2 separate regions of the Homo sapiens genome follow, and region 1 is linked to region 2. A link is an interaction called in ENCODE POLR2A ChIA-PET data of the cell type or tissue named here. Cell type or tissue: K562. All regions are shown on one strand. Links, peaks and the distances in the headings refer to the core of each region. The heading gives the core; the rest is flanking DNA. Region 1 overlaps MYOM3 (myomesin 3). Region 2 overlaps STPG1 (sperm tail PG-rich repeat containing 1).

What was found. Peaks named below come from ENCODE experiments on the same cell type or tissue, not always from the same donor. Only the 100,000 strongest peaks of a DNase experiment are listed, where the experiment ranks them.
Region 1: POLR2A ChIA-PET joins it to region 2 with 6 read pairs; 2 of 35 experiments call an interaction of 5 or more read pairs at or near these places.

What each region holds. Positions count from the first base shown.
Region 1 is chr1:24,078,908-24,087,234 of GRCh38, forward strand. MYOM3 (myomesin 3) reads right to left here. Exons shown (of 37, transcript NM_152372.4): 15 at 7,737-7,920; 16 at 5,561-5,732; 17 at 3,686-3,807; 18 at 3,094-3,281; 19 at 2,423-2,549; 20 at 1,109-1,287. It overlaps MYOM3-AS1 (MYOM3 antisense RNA 1), which reads left to right. Exons shown (of 3, transcript XR_001737930.2): 2 at 2,847-2,943; 3 at 4,368-4,448. Among named protein-coding and RNA genes, the nearest start is that of MYOM3-AS1, 16 kb to the left of the region's middle. RefSeq lists an enhancer at 2,874-3,375. In K562, for the core only: no CTCF peak of the experiment used is centred there; no DNase peak of the experiment used is centred there; H3K27me3 peaks cover 5,919 bases.
Region 2 is chr1:24,360,942-24,369,268 of GRCh38, forward strand. STPG1 (sperm tail PG-rich repeat containing 1) reads right to left here. Exons shown (of 9, transcript NM_001199013.2): 8 at 1-100. It also overlaps a transcript of GRHL3 not described here. Among named protein-coding and RNA genes, the nearest start is that of GRHL3-AS1, 43 kb to the left of the region's middle. RefSeq lists enhancers at 3,876-5,075, 4,278-4,572, 4,337-4,386. In K562, for the core only: no CTCF peak of the experiment used is centred there; a DNase peak (open chromatin) is centred at 4,480; H3K27me3 peaks cover 5,596 bases.

The DNA of each region.
Region 1 (8,327 bases), core at 82-8,081, 280 kb before region 2:
ACTATTTGTGATTTTCTTACCTCCTGCATGTGTGGAAGTTAAAACAACCATCACTCCAGAACAAAACTAGTGATTCTGCTAGACCTCTCATTTAGCCAAAGACTCTAGAGTTTGTTTCTCATTTAAATTAAGGAACATGTATCTGCATACATGTTTATTTATCTATATTATATCTAACATGTTACATATATTATATGCTATTCACATATAAATATCCTACTCTGTATTCTGCTTTGTTTTTCTTAGCCATATAGGATGGATATCTTTTTGTGTCAATACATGCACGTAGGTCCACCTCATTCTTTTTTTTGAGACAGGGTCTTGCTCTGTCCCCCAGGCTGGAGTGCAGTGGTACGATCACGGCTCCCTGCAGCCTGGACCTCTGTGGGCTCAGGTGATCCTCCCACTTCAGCCTCCCGAGTAGCTGGGACTACAGGTATATACCACCACACCTGGCTATTTTTTTTTTTTTCTAGAGATGAAGTTTCTCCATGTTTCCCAGGCTGGTCTGGAACTCCTGGGCTTGAGCAATCCTCCCACCTCGGCCTCCTCAGAGTGCTGAGATTAAAGGAATGAGCCACCATGCCCTGCCCATCTCCATTCTTTATACTGTCTTGTTCCTTTAACTGCCTTATTCTTTATACTGCCTGGCACAGGATTCTACTTTTAAGGTACACTGTGATTAACTTAAGCAACACCCTTACTAATGGACGTTTAAGTTGTTTCCAGCTTGGGCCGTTACAAACAAGGCTACAAGAAGCATCCTTGTCCTTAGATCTTTGCACGTTTGCCTAATTACCTGTCTATAATTCAATCTCAGAAGCAGAATTGCTGGGTCAAGGGATATACATGTGCAAATGCTGATATACCTGGCTGATACCAAGTGAGTCTTTAGGGAGGCACCTGCCTAGCATGGAGCAGGATATGGGCACCAGCCAGCCAGACCTACCTCCAACTTGCTGTGTGACCCTAGGTAAATCGCTCTTCCTCTCTGGTCCTCTGCTTCCATTAAGTGAGAGCAGTGATGTCTGGAGGTCATTCCAGCTCTGATGCTCTAGTGGCAGGGAAGGCTCAGGGCCAGTCAGAAGATGAAGGCATAAGAACTTACCCTCAGGTGGGTGCCAGAGATGGGGCCTGGGGTGACCGGCTTCCACTGCTCAGAGCCTTCCTCCTGGAAACTGACGTGATAGCCTGTGACAGGCCCAGCCCCCATATACAGTGGGGGTTCCCACTGCAGCACCAGGGATGTGGCCCGCACCTCGGATGCCCGTACATCGTACGGGGGGCCTGTGACAAGTGAGAGATGGGAAGAGATGTGTGAGTTGGGCAGCCAGGCAGCCAGCCAGGTAAGCAGCAAGCCCAGCAGTCAGTCAACAAGCTTGTCAATCCCTCAGTCACAGTCAAGCCAGGAAGGGCCTGTTCTGGGTGTCGCCAAGCCCGGGCCAACCTTGGCTTCATGACAAAGCCTGGCTCTGGGCCTGAAACCACGGTTAACTTTTCAAAATGCGCTCAGCCTCCCCTCCTCCCGGTAGCTTCCCTGACCTTCCCCATCCCCATCCCAGACAGCATTAATCCTTCTAAAGTGCTTCAGTGTTTAGTGACTCTAGTGTAACTTCTAGAGTCAGACCTCTGGGGTTCATGTCAAAACTCCACCTCTTCCAGATATGGGGACTCTGGATGAGATACTTAGCCTCTTTGTTCCTGTCCCCTCGTCTGTAAAATGGGGATAATAATAGCTCTTATAATATAGTGCTTTTGTGAGCATTAGTGAGATAATTTATGAAAAGTGTTTGGTACCTAGTAACGGCCCAATAAATACTCGTTGTTTATAATTGTGGTTGTCGAAAGCATCATATGTTTTAGTTATCTGCCACTGAGGTAGAGGTTTTGTGTAGAAAACAGAACTGAGCTGAACAAAATGATGGAAGGGTGTGATTCTCCTTCCTCAGTGGGAGGTGAGGGGCTCATTTGTGAGAAGACTTACTGGGTTATGGGAGCAGTGGGTAGGGTGGCCAACTGTCCATTTGTCCAAGACTAAGAGGGTTCCTGGGACTTGGGATTTTCAGTAGGAAACTGAAAGTCTCAGGCAAACCAGGACTAGTTACTCACCCTAGCAGTGCACCTTTGGGGCTGGAGATTGGTCTATGGCTAGAAGCAGGCAGGCTCTCGAGTTGGGAAATAGTTTGTGCTGGGGATACAGGGCCAGTTGATGGCCCAGGTCAGGGGTCCTTTAAGACAGGCTTAGGACTCCATTTGTGTCAGGAATTATAGAGTGGGTTTGTGCAAGGGCCAGGGGCCTGGGGTGCAGGACAAACAGTGCAAGCCTGAATGCATAGAGGAGAGCGGCAACCTTCATCTCATTGGGTAGGTTTGGGAAGGAGGGAAGGGCAGGCACTGGACTTCAGGCCTGCAGGCCTCTCACCTGGCTGGGGCATTGTCCACTCTTTGCACTCAAACAGGCTGCTGGGTGCCGACAGCTCGCCAACACCTGCCCAGTTGGCAGCCCGGGCACGGAACTCATAGAAGTGGCCTTCATGAAGGTCACTGACCTTTAAGAGCAGAAACACAAACTATGAGGCTGAGGCTGGAGGAGGGATGGGGAACAGAAGCAGTGGTGCGGGAGGGACTCAGAGCAGGTGGTCTGTGGGGGCTTTGCTTTTATTTTTATTTTTTGAGACATGGTCTCACTTTGTCACCCAGGCTGGAGTGCAGTGGCATGAACATGGCTCACTGCAGCCTCAACCTTCTGGGCTCATGCAGTCCTCCTGTGTTAGCCTCTCGAGTAGCCAGGACTACAGGCGCGTGCCACCACACTCAGCTAATTTTTGTATTTTTTGTCAAGACAGGGTTTTGAACATGTTGCAGACTGGTCTCAAACTCCCAAACTCCTGAGCTCAAGCAATCCCAGCTCAAGCTTGGTGGCTCTAAACAGTTCTGTTCAAGGTGGGTCTGCACTGGAAAATGATCTCGATGGCTGAGGCAGGGGAACTTGAGACTTCTGTCAGCCTCTGTCAGACTCCAAGACTCAAGCAGTGCCCTCTGGTCGCTGCTAAACAAGTCATGACACAGGCTGGGGCCACCTTCCAGCCCTACCTTGCAGACCCGGGTGGGGATGGGCTGCTGATTGACCGCATGCCAGTCCAGCTCTTCCGAGTCATGCTGGTCCAGGAAGTAGCCCAGGATCTTGCCACCTCCACGACGCTTGGGGGGTTTCCACCCAATGACCATTTCATTCTTCCCGCAGTTCAGGAGGGCAAAGCCATATGGGGCAGACGGGGTAGCTACAGGGAGGTAAGGAGGTGAGGACAGCTGCTCCCTAGGGGTGGCTGGATTGGACAGTGGGGCCTGAGGGAGCTGACGAGCCTCCTCTAGTTGGTGCCTGCCCTACTCCAGGGGTTTTTCCCTGAGCCAGTAGTATCTGTGCCTCAGGAGGGCATCGGAGCCTCAGGTTTCTGGGTCTGAGGGCTTCCCCACCCCCCAGAGCTGCTCAGGCCCCATCCCATGGCCTCAAGCCATGGTTACTTCCTTCCCAAAGGAAAGGGCAGCCAGGGCCAGCTCCAGTTTCCCTCAGAGGGCGTATGTGCCACTGGCCACCAGGACTGGGCCCTCCAAGATGTGATCTATGAGCCCCAGCTCCCTGCCCAGCCCAGGGAGGTTTGCAGGCTGGACCTGCCCTTGGACTCACCCAGAGCCTGCTTGACCCTGATGGGCTCGGTGGCGGCTGAGCTCTCGCCTACCCCAGCCTCGCTGACTGACCTGACACAAAACTCGTACTCCTTCCCCGTCCTCAGCCCGGGAACTGTAAACCTGGGAGAGAAATGTGCAGCTTTCATGGATGTACAAACAGCCTGGAGACATTCCCAAACTTGCTAGAACAACTTTGTGGAATAAGTGGTCACCAGCGTGGTAGAATTTGAAGGTTCAGGTCAATTCTTCCTAAAAATATTGCCCTTGATCCCATGGCAATGCCTGAGATGACACCGTGGAGGGGGTAGACCTAAGAGTTTTAAAGGATGTTTGCTTTTCCAGATCCACCCTTAAAACGCAAATACGCTAGGAAAGGTTCTAATTTAAAGCAAAGGCAGCCAACCCCAAACCCAGCGCCACATGGTACATCTTCAAGACTTTGGGCTTTGTCCTTGAAAAAGAACATGTGGCTGTTAATACCTGCACTAATGCTGGGATGCAAAAACACCGAGTCCTTTCAGAGCCCTCAAAGAGAATTGTCATCCAGAGACACGCAAGGATGCTCTAGCTTAGAGAAAAATGTCCTTCTCATCCTGTCCCTTCTTGATAAGACCCAATTGTGGACCTCTTTCTCTCTCTTCACCTATCAACGTTCTCCTAGAGCAAATCTTGTTTTGCAGGGAGCTCTTCTCAGCCAGGCCTTCATCTTTCTTCCATGTTGGATGCTTCCTGACCTTGAAAATTGGACTCCAAGTTCTTTAGCTTTTGGACTGGGACTTACACCAGTGGTTTGCCAGGAGCTCTCAGGCCTTCGGCCACAAACTGAAGGCTGCACTGTTGGCTTCCCTACTTTTGAGGTTTTGGGACTCGGACTGGCTTCCTCGCTCCTCAGCTTGCAAACAGCCGGTTGTACGACTTTACTTTGTGATTGTGTGAGTCAATAGTCCTTAATAAACTCCCTTTCCTATATACATCTATCCTATTAGTCTGTCCCTCTAGAGAACCCTGACTGATACAGAAAGGGTGAGGGGTGGTATGGAGCCTGAACTCAGGCCTCCCTGGCTCCAAAGCTCTCCACTGCTCTGCCCTCCCCACCTCTCTCTGGGTTTAAGCTCCTGGAGGGATGAGACCAAGGCATGGTCATCTCTATCCATGGAGTCCTGCAAATAGCACATTCTCAACAAAGTTTGTTGAAAAAGACCATCTGGGTTCAAGTCCCAGTCCTGCCATTTACTAAGCTACAAGGGGCTTTGGCAAGTTATGTAACCTCTCCATGCCTCAGTTTCTTCATCTGTAAAATAATAAAAATAATAGTCCTACACATTTAGGCTTGCAGGTAGAACTAGATGACCTCACATATGAAAAATGCCAGAACAGTACCTGGCGCAGGGTAAATATTGTGAAATGCTGGGCTTCATTATCATTATGGCCCCCTTTCAAGGATGCCTGGTGCAGGAAGAGGGGTGATCTGGTTTGGCTCTGTACTCCCACTCAAATCTCATGTTGAATTGTAATCCCCAGTGTTGGGGGAGGGACCTCGTGGGAGGAGATTGGATCATGGGGGCGGATGTCCGCTTTGCTGTTGTCAAGATAGGGAGCAAGTTCTCATGAGATCTGCTTGTTTGGAAGTGTGTAGCACTTCCTGCTTTGCTCTTTCTCCCTCTCCTGCTCCCGCCATGTAAGACATGCTTCCTTCCCCCTCGCCTTCCGCCATAATCATAAGTTTCCTGAGGCCTCCCCAGAAAAAGAAGCCTGTATAGGTCGCAGAACTGTGAGCTGATTAAACCTCTTTTCTTTATAAAAGAAATTACCCAGTCTCAGGTATGTCTTTATAGCAGTGTGAGAACAGACTGATACGGGTGGGCAGACGTACCTGGTGCCTTGGATGGGTTTGTTGTTAACTGTTTGCCACTCAGATGTCCCCACCTTCCGGGAGTAGATGTAATAACCCAGGAGCTCTGGGTCTTTCACAGGATCCCATGTCAGGGAGACAGAGGTCTGTGTGTCTCTGAAAGCTTGAACTTGAGCTGGAGGAGGGAGGGTAGCTAAAAAATAGAAACATGGGCTGAATGAGAAGGCTGAGTTACATGGGTCTGACAGGCTGGGGAAGGGGAGGAGCATGGGGAGAGGCCAGAAGGAGCTCCCACAGCAATCAAGGTGCATGAATTCCTGACCTGCTGGGGGCTTTGGGACCTCTTCCCTAGGCCCAGAAGTGTATCCTAAAAGTCCTCTCTCCCCTTACCTCTGAGCATCTCTGCTTCCTCACTAAAGCACAAAAGCATACTCACTCATTCATCCTTACACACACACACTCTCTCTCACTCAAAAGTCACCAAATCTGATAGGTTTCCTCAGTCCTTATCTTTAATCTCAGTTTTCTTTCCTTGAAATTTCTCTACTGATTTTCATGGCTCCCTGAAACTAAGCTTTTTGAGATAGGGGCTGCTGTAACTTGTTAAATGGATGGATGGATGGTTGGTTGAATGAATGGATGGATGGATGGTTGGTTGGATGAATGGATGGATGGATGGATGGATGGATGGATGGACAGATGGATGCATGGACAGGTGGATACATGGATGAATAAATGGATGGATGGATGGATGGATAGATGGATGGATGAATGGATGGATGGATGGACAGGTGGATTCATGGATGAATAAATGGATGCATGGATGGATGGATAGATGGATGGATGGATGGATGGATGGATGGATGGATGGATGGACAGGTGGATACATGGATGAATAAATGGATAGATGGATGGATAGATGGATGAATAGATGGATAGATGGACTGATGGGCAGATGCATGGATGGACTGATGGATGGCAGGTGCATGATCTTCCTAGTTCTCTTTTTATTTCTAAACTCCTTACACATCCTTTGGTTGTTCTCTATTTTCTTTTGGCCCCCAAACGTTGGACTCATCCAAGCTTCTGTTCCTTGACCTGCTCCACTTTTTCTCCTCTCTTCTTATTCCTAAGGGTCCTGCCTATCCCAGGTCTTCATCCCTCACCTGTTTGAAGGCTTCACCTCTAGCCCTGCCCTCCCTTCCTTTCTGAATTATACCAGAGCCTTGCCTGGTACAATTTAAGTGTGGTTTATGGTCCAGAGACTGCCCACATCTGATGACTAATTGCTCACTGGCCAGGCCCCAAATCAAATCCAAATGTTAACCAGAAGTAAAGAAAAGCACCACTTGCTCACCAACTTGTTCATATGTGCCGTGTGTGTATGTGTGTGTGTGTGTGCGCGTGTGTATTTTTTCCCCTCTAAATTATTGAAGCAGAACAAATCTAGAACTTTGAAATCTTCCCCAAATGGGACCTTCAGCAAACCAGGCTTTTCTTGCATAGGTGGTACTGTAGCAAGGTTCCTTAAAGGGCTGATTGTGATGGCAGCTACGGGGAATCTGATGAGAGGGTAAAGAACCTCAGAATCCAGAGGCCTCAGAGGTGGGAGCCCTGGGAAGCTGGGGTCAGGATGCAGTTGCAGTTGGGAGACTCAGGAAGGAGCCAGAGGTGGGAGCAGTGATGGGGCCCTTTAGAACAATGGGTTTGCCAGTTGAGGACAGCAAGGTGTGCAGCTTGGAAATGACTCTCCCAGGTCCCCCGTTATGCTGCAGGTGAGTGGTGTCCTGCCTGGTAAGCCAGGGCTCAGGTGGGACAGCTCAACCCCCACCAGACAAGGAGCAGGGGGCTGCTTGGGAGTGAGCTGCAGGATCTAGGGGCAGGCCAGAGACCTGTGGAACGGAGGGACCAGTTGCTTGCACAGCTGCTGTGCAGGGCCCAGCTGTGCACTCTAACCCATGCATTGCTGATCTGGAAAAAGGCAGAAGGCTCTCTCCCTCCATGAGCCTTCTGCCCAGAGAAATGTGATTTCTGATGTCTTAAAACTCCCCAGGCCTGAGATCAAATTGCTTTTCAGCTTCATGATGGGTAGAAGGGAGCGGGGACAGGGAAGTGGGCAGGGCTTTGTCCCTGCAGCTTCAGGTCCTGAGCCTGGCCTGGCCTGCCTCCTCCCCGACCCCCGGCATCAGGAGGGTACCTGGCGGGCCCCGCAAGGCGATGGGTTCGCTGGGCTCCGAGGGATCGCTCAGGCCATACTGGTTCATTGCTCGCACTCTGAAGACATACGACTTCTTTTTCTCCAGGTCCAGAACGGCGAATCTCGGGGATCTCACAGGGCTTTCCGAGCTGATGGCCTCCCAGGTGCCACTACCTATGACTGACTGAAGAAACAGAGGGACTCACATTGGCTAACTGGTCGCCCAGACCGGCTCTGTGCTGGTCACCTCCCATGATCTCTGTCCCCAGCCCGTGTGCTCTCATGATCCTCTATACTCAGCCCAGGCTGCCCCTGAGCATGGGGCTCTGCCCCATCTGCCTCCTCACCTCTCCACCCGGATTCCTACCGAGACCTCACGTCCAGCCTGTCCACAACGCGGCTCCAGAGCTTCCCACACCTGCATTGCACTGGTGGCCCCCATCCTTCCAGTCCCTCGGGTGAAACCCCTGGAGCCACCCTTGGCCCTTCCTCTCTTTGTCTCATGCCCTAAATGTGCTCCATGAATGAACCCAGTTGGCTCACCCTTCAAAATTTACCCAGAAACCAGCCATGCCTTATTGTCCTCATGCT
Region 2 (8,327 bases), core at 32-8,031:
GCCTAAGTAGTCCACGATCTCATACTGACCAGGACCTGGGAAAGGTGGCTTCGGAGGCAGAGGCGAAGGCTGAGCAGAGAAGTTCAGGATGGGGTTTTTCCTTTGGGAAAGATAAAACGGGAAGATGTCACTAAGGCAGTCTAGTGGGGAAGGCACAGTTTCTAGACACAGCCAAGACCTGCACAGCAGCAAGCTGTCTGGAAGAGGACTGGTCACGGCACTGGGGCAGAGCCCTAGCTCCACTGGTAGTGAGCTGGGGACCCCTGGATCTGTTTCTTCATCTGCACATGGCAATCATGATGGGACCTACTTTGAGGTCAGGGTTGTCAGGATAAATGAGATGACGTACCTAAAACACAGTACTCAGGATAGGCCTGGCACACAGTGAGAGCTCAGTGTGCATTGCTGGAGATGTGGAGCTAACCAGAAATGGCAGGCCGTGTATATCTCATGTGCCAACTCTGATTGATTGGTAGTGCCTGGCTGGAGTTCTGTGAAAAAAACTGAGGCCTCATATGGACTCAATGGGAAGAGGCCTTAGTGACCCACTTGTGATGCCTGCCATGGTCAGGGAAGAGAAAGAAGCATCCCACATTCCACAGATTTGCCATCCCAAGACCAGCAGGTCTTTAGAGGCCACTGTAACATTGACATTCCAGAATCCTACTAAATATCATCCTGGGGAGGCAGGAGGCAGGAGTGGAAAAGCACCGGGCTGGAAATCAAGAGACTCTGCATAACCCTTTACCACTCACACCGCCATTGTTTTCAAGTCTGTCTTCCCCTCCTTCCAGAAAGGGAGTCTATCTTTTATCTCTGATATTGAGACATGAAATGAAAGACCGGACCTGTACTTGAGTCCTAGCTTGGTCACTAACTCATTCTGGGCCTCAGTTTCCCCATCTGTAAAAGGAAGGGGTTGGACAAGATGACCTCTGAGGTCCCTTCCTGCTGTGACCTTTCATCAGGCCTTGATTCAAAGTTCCACTGGGTTGTCAGAGACTTCTGCGCTTGTTACAGGAATCATGCTACTCTCCCAACCATGTAATAGAAGGGCCGCCTCCTTCTGGCTCACACCCAAGGCTTCTTCTAAAAGGCTTCTCACCAAAAGGGGAGAGGAGGTTCTCCGCACTGAATGGCCAAGGGAGCCTTCCCCAGCTTCCCCCAGCACTCAATGACCAAGGGAGCCAGCCCATCCAAGCAAAGGAGGGGACTTGGGATTCCTGGCCACTGGGGCACTACTGCACTTTAGCCAACAACTTCTTAAACACAGAGAGCTTGAGGGGACCCAAGTGATGTCTTCTTCAACCTCCTTAGTTTTCTAAAAATGTTGGTGTCCGGAGAGACAAAGTAACCGATCCAGTTATAGGCACCTTTGTAGGAATGCTGGCATAGAACTCAAGTGTTTGGCACCTAGCAATATGGAGAAAGCATGATGGCGGAGGGGACTGAGTTTAAGGGTCACACACAAACCTGAGGCTGAATTCTAGTCATGCCACTTACTGGCTGTAAGACAAGGCCCCTGATTTCTCTATAGCTTAGCGTCAGTATACACAGCATTGCAAGGAACAATGACACTAACTTTATAAAGGAGTTACAATGAACAGAGAAAAGGTATGTAAAGCACCTAGTAGAGCACCAGCACATAGTAGGTGCTCAATAAAGGTAGTTGTTATTCTTCTGATGATCCCTGTGTCAGCATCAATGTGTGCTGCTTGGTGACAGACAGGCAACTGAGCCTCGTAAAAGACTGACAGGGCCCTTCCACCCCAGAGTCATGCTGAGGCAGGGGACACCCCCCTGGTCAGAGAGGACACTGAAAGCCATCATAAATGTGCTTGGGCTCACATCTTGTGGTGGAGGAGCAGCTGGCGTGGATGCTTATATTTAGAACAAAGGTACCCACAGGGAAAGGGGGGACATGCTGCCTCCCTGTTTGCTATGAATCTGCATGGAAGAACTGGTTACAGGGTGTAATCAACAACCTCTCCCCTTATAAATAAAAGCTGGCTTCTCCTTGTTCTGGCTTGTGGCTCCCCCTTCAAAACACCTCCAGACATTTGATGAGTTTGTGGCTGGCATCATGGAGAGACAGGTTTGATTCCTGGAAATTACAGCTGGAACAAATCAACCATTATATGAGGTCACCCCATCACTGGTCTGGGTCACTCCAAGCCCAAGATTCCCACCCTGTTCTTTGAGAAAACCATGAGGTGTCTGCTTTCTTAGCCAAGGACAGCCTGCAGAAGGCTGGAGCACGCTGAGTTAATGACTCACCAGTGTTCTTGGCAAGATGGGTTAGAGAGGTTTCTTGTCTTCCACTCCTTCAGTATGCCCAGGAGAGGCTCAGAACCTTCAGCCTAGCACTATGGATCTTTCATGAGCACCAGCCATGTGTGGGATTCTGGGCCAGGCATGCTTGGGAATCCAGGCAGTTCTGTACTAAGACACGGACTTGAGTGTCCTTAAGGGCTTGACAATCCGCTGCCAGCAACAGCCATGACTGGTGACAACTTCAGGCAGTACAGGCTTTGCACTCAGACAGAGCTGGGTTTGAATCCCCACTTCCCCGTTCAACAGCTATGTGTTCTTAGAAAAGGCTCTTAACCTCCTTAAGCCTCAATTTCCTCATCTGTAAAACAGTGGAAATAATACCTACTACCCAGATTGTTAGGAAGATTGTGCTTTACTTGTAACATTTGTTTAAAAACATGAAATCTGTTCGAATAGAGGTTAAAATAAAAAACTGCATTGAAAGCAGAGAGAAAGAGACAGAGACAGAGGGACATTAATTCCAACAAGATGAATCCAGAAATCCATCCAGAAATCCAGAAAATCTTCAGGTGGGGAAGAGCATTTCCAGCAGAGGGAACAGCAGGAGCAAAAGCATGGAATGGGGAAAGCTGTAGCTGTTATGGCAGGAATTGGGACACAAGGAGACAGACGCTGAGCACCTAGACTGCCTTCAACCCTCCATTCACCAGTGATTTCCTGGGTTGTTCACTTGCTTCTGATACTCCCCACTTACAAACCCTGATGAAAACTTAAAGGCAAGATCTATTTATGGCCTCTCAATCCAGCCTAATCTCCCATGTCCTGCTGCTTCCGTTTTACCTTCCAGAAACACCCAACACAACACAGTTCAGCAACTCCATGCCTTTGTCCCTGCTGTTCCTTCTGTGAGAAACACCAACTTTCCCTGCAAACTCGAATTCAATTCTTGACGTTCTCACTTTCTTCCAGGGAAACTTCTCTCCTCCACCCACGCCTGTCTCGCCACCCCCCACCTGACTGTCTTGAATGTTCCCATCCTGTGACTCAAGTGAGGAACATGGGTTTTGGAGATGGATTTTGGAGGCAGAGGGACCTGGATTCAAATCCCAGCCCCACCACCGTCAACAGCCTGCACTTCACTGTAAACTCGGAATGACACACCCACCTGGAGGAGAGGTGGAAGGACGACGGCAGGTCACATCTGAGAGCTCTCAGCTCAGAGTATGTGGCCCCTGAATACATTCTGGCTATTACTTTGCATTTAAAATGTTGCATTTTCTATGGCTTTTACTTGCCTAGCTCTTTAAGGGAAGGTATTGTGTCTTCCTCAGCTTTGAGGCCCCTAGCCCTATCCCGGGAACATTTGCTGAAGTGCAGAGAAAAGCAGAGGGCTGGCAGCATGTAAAGGAGCCCAGGCATCTGAGGCCCACATGACAGTTTCATCCTCATCCAGGGCTGGTCCCTCCATGTCGAGGTGGGGCTGACAAATCACAAAGGTCAGGCTGGATCAAACCCAGGGCAGCCCACAGTGCATTGTGACCAGGGCTTTTATGAGCCTCATTGCTCAGTTATAAAAGCCAACCTGGCCCTGCCCCGTGGAAAGAAAACATCTATCAAAGGCTCTGAGTTGGCCACAACTGGATTAAGTGTGTTTGCAGCTTCCAATGTGAGCTGTTTGCAAATCACCTAAGAATAATGAATGTCTTAGAGGACTCAGCAGGCCACTTGGGGAAAGCATCTGAGACCCTCCAGACACTCCCAGGCACACATTCACTCGCCTCAGGGATTCCCAGGGTTGGGAGGGATAAAGGGGCAATTTTTCTCATCATTAAAGGGCAGCCGATTGCCTCTGGGGTGGAATGCAGTATCTGTTTAACAGGGTAGCGGGTGACAGATTACAGCTGCTTGGGAAGAAGCATCCCATATCTAATTGAAAATCCCAGGGGAAGTTAGGGTGGGTCCAATCTAATTACCAAAATTGGAGTGGGGCCAACGGGGCTTGATTTTTCAGCTCTAGCTGTGACAAGACAGCGTGTCTGTGCAAATCCAGTGGCTTAAAACTCCAGGAAGCAGATCAAGGGTTAGAAAAATGGCCCTGAGTGTTGCACCTCCTTGCTGGGGAGCATGAGTTGGAAGGCATTGCCTAGGAGGAACTATTTTGATCTCCAAAACTCTCACCCTGACTCACCCTAAGTGATTGAGTCATCACTGTGACGGATATTGAAGACCTCAGAAGCGAAACCTTGGCTGATACTTCACTTTGCTTCTGAAGACACCCTGGAAGCTGAGAAGTCCTCTTAGCTTTGAGTCAGCAAGGTGGCCATGGCCAAGGAACACCCGATGGCATGACCTTTAGCTAAGGAGCTCAGAAATGCCAGTGCTAACAAACAGCCAGCCCCAAGCACAGCATCCGCCCTGCGGGGCCACACTAGAAACCCTAGGAAGACACAGAGGACCCGCTCACCTGCTTTGATAAAAATACAAGTTACCATGTGAATTTTGTGGGTTATCTCCTTTTATCCTTACAACCACATTATGAGGTGTTCTTATCCTGGTTCACCAAGGATGACTTTGAACCCACTGGGAGTTAAGTGACCTCCCTTCCCCCAGGCCCACAGGGCTGGTGAGCAGGGAAAGTGGAGGTTCCATGGTACTGACTTTGGGGCCTACGCTAATCAATCCACTGCCCACGCTGCCTCCATGGCCTCTTCAGGGGACGTGATCAGCCGTTCCCTGCCCTAATGGTGGCCTCCTGAGCTTTGGTCATATCCAGCCATCCTCTCACGGCTGGGCTTTACATTTTTTGGCCAGTAACATGAGACTAAAAACTCCAGGGAGAATTCATATCTGCACTGATGCTTCCTGCACCCTGAAGAAAGCAGATCCAGAAAAGCATTTCTGTAGCTGTAACTCTGCCCAAGAATGGGAAGCCCATCAACTCCAACCCAAGACAGATGAGGGCAGGTCTCCCCCTGCATGGCACGCGTGTGTTCCCGAGAAAGAAACATGGCGGCAAGTCACCGCCGCTCCACGTAGCCGTGGAGAGCTAAAGAGGATTAGTTCTGATGTGGACAAAGTCCTAAGGGAAGGTGCATGCAGATGGGGTCACCTCAGGGGTCTACTGACCTCAGGAACCCGTGTAGCTCCTGTCCCTCTCTTCCCTCCAGGGACACAGGAGAAAACAGAACTGGAATTTGAGAAACTGGATTTTGGATATTTCCTCAACACTCTGATATTCAGCTGTCTTTTCTTTTCATTACATCATTTTCTTCATCATTCATCGGGAACAGATAAATGTTTTTTTTAGAATAGTCCAAAGCCTACCAGTCTTATCTTCTTGCTTTCCAAATAAAATGATAAATTTCTTAGCTTCATCTTTCCCACGTTAATTTTAAAATACATAATCTGGACCTCCTCTGTGGGTCCAGGCTGGCTCCACGTTCGTTGTCCCCTGTGTGCTCTCCTGAGTCCATGGTGAGCAAACCTGGGATTCTGATGTGTCAGAAATGCAGACACCCTTCTTTCGCTTATAGAGAAATGAAGACCCAGAGAGGTGCCCAGAGCAGCCCCAGACCACAGAGCCAGCTATACAAATGTCGTGCTATAGAGCCTGGGGCACCATCCCCTCATCAGGGTGAACCCAAGTTTAGGAGACAGCGGGTTAATAGGTTCCTTTACTGCAGGCCTTCTCAGAGCCTTTAAGATGCCTGTGCAGACTGCGATGTTCTCAGGGGCAGAGGGTTACGATGCAGTGCTTCTCAGACTTATTAACCAAAGACCTTTTATTTGTGAAGCATTGACAGAGAGCCAGCGAGCCCTAGAAGCCCCAGACACGCAGTCCCGCTGCACTGCCCAGTGGGAAGACGGCCCCATGGGTTGTACATGGCCATACACCCCTGGGGCCACCTAACCCGGCATTTTGCTGCAGGCTCCTCCACCTGGCTTCGAGGCTGTTCCCAGATGAGGTTGGCTGGAGGCGTGGTGTCCTGTTCACCTGAGCCTCCAGTACAGAACTAGAAATCTATAGAGTCTGCTGACTGACAAATGCAAACGCCATAAAATAAGAACGATCTCAAACCACCTGTTCAAACTTGAGCAAAAGCCAGAAGATATTTCTCCAGATAAAGCAGTTAAAAATTGAGCATCCTCCACTCTTATGTTATTTCACCATTTTCCTTGAAGAAGCTTCCAAATTTGGGCTGGGGGCTTGAGCTGCCATGCCAAATAACAGCTGTATTGTATAATATAGCCTAGTAGGTCTATAGGATATACAATAACCACAGCTATCATTATAAGGGTAATAGCTATTTTCTTTCTTTTTGAGACCAAGTCTTGCTCTGTCACCCAGGCTGGAGTGCAGTGGCATGATCTCGGCTCACTGCAACCTCCACCTCCCCGGTTCAAGCAATTCTCCTGCCTCAGCCTCCTGAGTAGCTGGGATTACAGGCGCCCTCCACCACGCCCAGCTTTGTATTTTTAGTAGAGATGGGGTTTTGCCATGTTGGCCAGACTGGTCTCAAACTCCTAGCCTCAAGTGATCCATCTGCCTTGGGCTCCCAAAATGCTGGGATTACAGGCGTGAGTCACCATGCCCAACCGGTAATAGCTATTTTCCAACATCTTCTCATCGAATCTTCATGGAATCCCTACGAGATAAGATCCTTATCTCTACTTAATAACATAAAACTGAGGCTCAGAGAGGAGAAGTCTCTGGAAGGTACAGAGCTGGGATTCATACTCTGGTCGGCCAACTCCAACACCTGTCCTCTTGACCACTCTTTCTCTGGCAGAGTAAGGGAATAGTTACTTGTAGAGATGCCGCATGCCAGCCTGGAGGCGGGAGGTCTCTGGAGAGAGACTTTCCAGAGACAGAGCTGTTCCTGGAGACTGGCCTGCCCCAGCCCCTAGCCCTACAGCCTGTACAAGGCCAGCCTGCAGAGCCCTAGACCTGGAGGGCAGAAGGGACTCCTCTGGTGGATTCCAGCTGAGGTCTCAATCCCCTCTCCAGATCTTAAGTTCGACTTGGCAGATTCACAACTTGCACCTCTCTCTAACTGTGGTCCCCTTGCCCTAGGCTGATGATCAGACTATGCCCAATGTTGGCAGCCTCCCTGGGTTGCCTGGACTTCTGACCCACTGTGGCTATGGCTCCTAACACCTGCCTGATCTCTCTGGAGGGGCCCAAGAGGATATATTGTTGGTCCCACCTGGCCAGCCCTCCCAGTGGCCAGCTCTGTCTGGAGGGGCTACGCATGGGTGAGAGCTGAGATGGTAACAGGAGGACTAACCCTAACTGCAGTTAGTTCCAGAAGTTCTAGAACCATTCGAGAAATAAATAAGCTCTGTGAGTATTTGAGCCTCTTAGGTGAGAGTAATATAAAATGTGTAGGATATTAAACAGGGTAACAAAAATCCCTGTATTTACTTTTAAAAATCTGTGTTAATTTTGAGTCACCAGCTGCAATGCCAATGCCAAACATATATTTTATTTACTTTTTTTGTTTTTTGAGACAGGGTCTCACTCTGTCACCCAGGCTGGAGTGCAGTGGCGCAATCTCGGCTCACCACAATCTGGGCCTCACAGGTCCAAGTGATTCTCCTGCCTCAGCCTCCCGAGTAGCTAGGATTACAGGCGTGCACCATCATGCCTGGATAATTTTTGTATTTTTAGTAGAGACAGGGTTTCACCATGTTGGCCAGACTGGTCTCGAACACCTGATCTCAAGTGATTCGCCCACCTCGGCCTCCCAAAGTGCTGGGATTACAGGCGCAAGCTGCTGCGCCCAGCCAAACATGTATTTTTAATTCTGAAAGCAAAATCCTACGAGGCAGGAATTATTCCCACCTTACAGATGAGGGCATGGAGGCTCAGAGAGGTTAGAACTCTGCCCAAGGTCACAGAGCATAAAAACAGCAGAGCTGAAGTACAAATCCAGCAGGTATCACCAACTCGAAAGTCAGGGCTTAAACTTCCATCGGTATAAAGCTATGAGAGCTTGACTGCTTCTGAATGTCCTGCCACTCCAGCGAAGATTTTATGTTACAAAAATAGA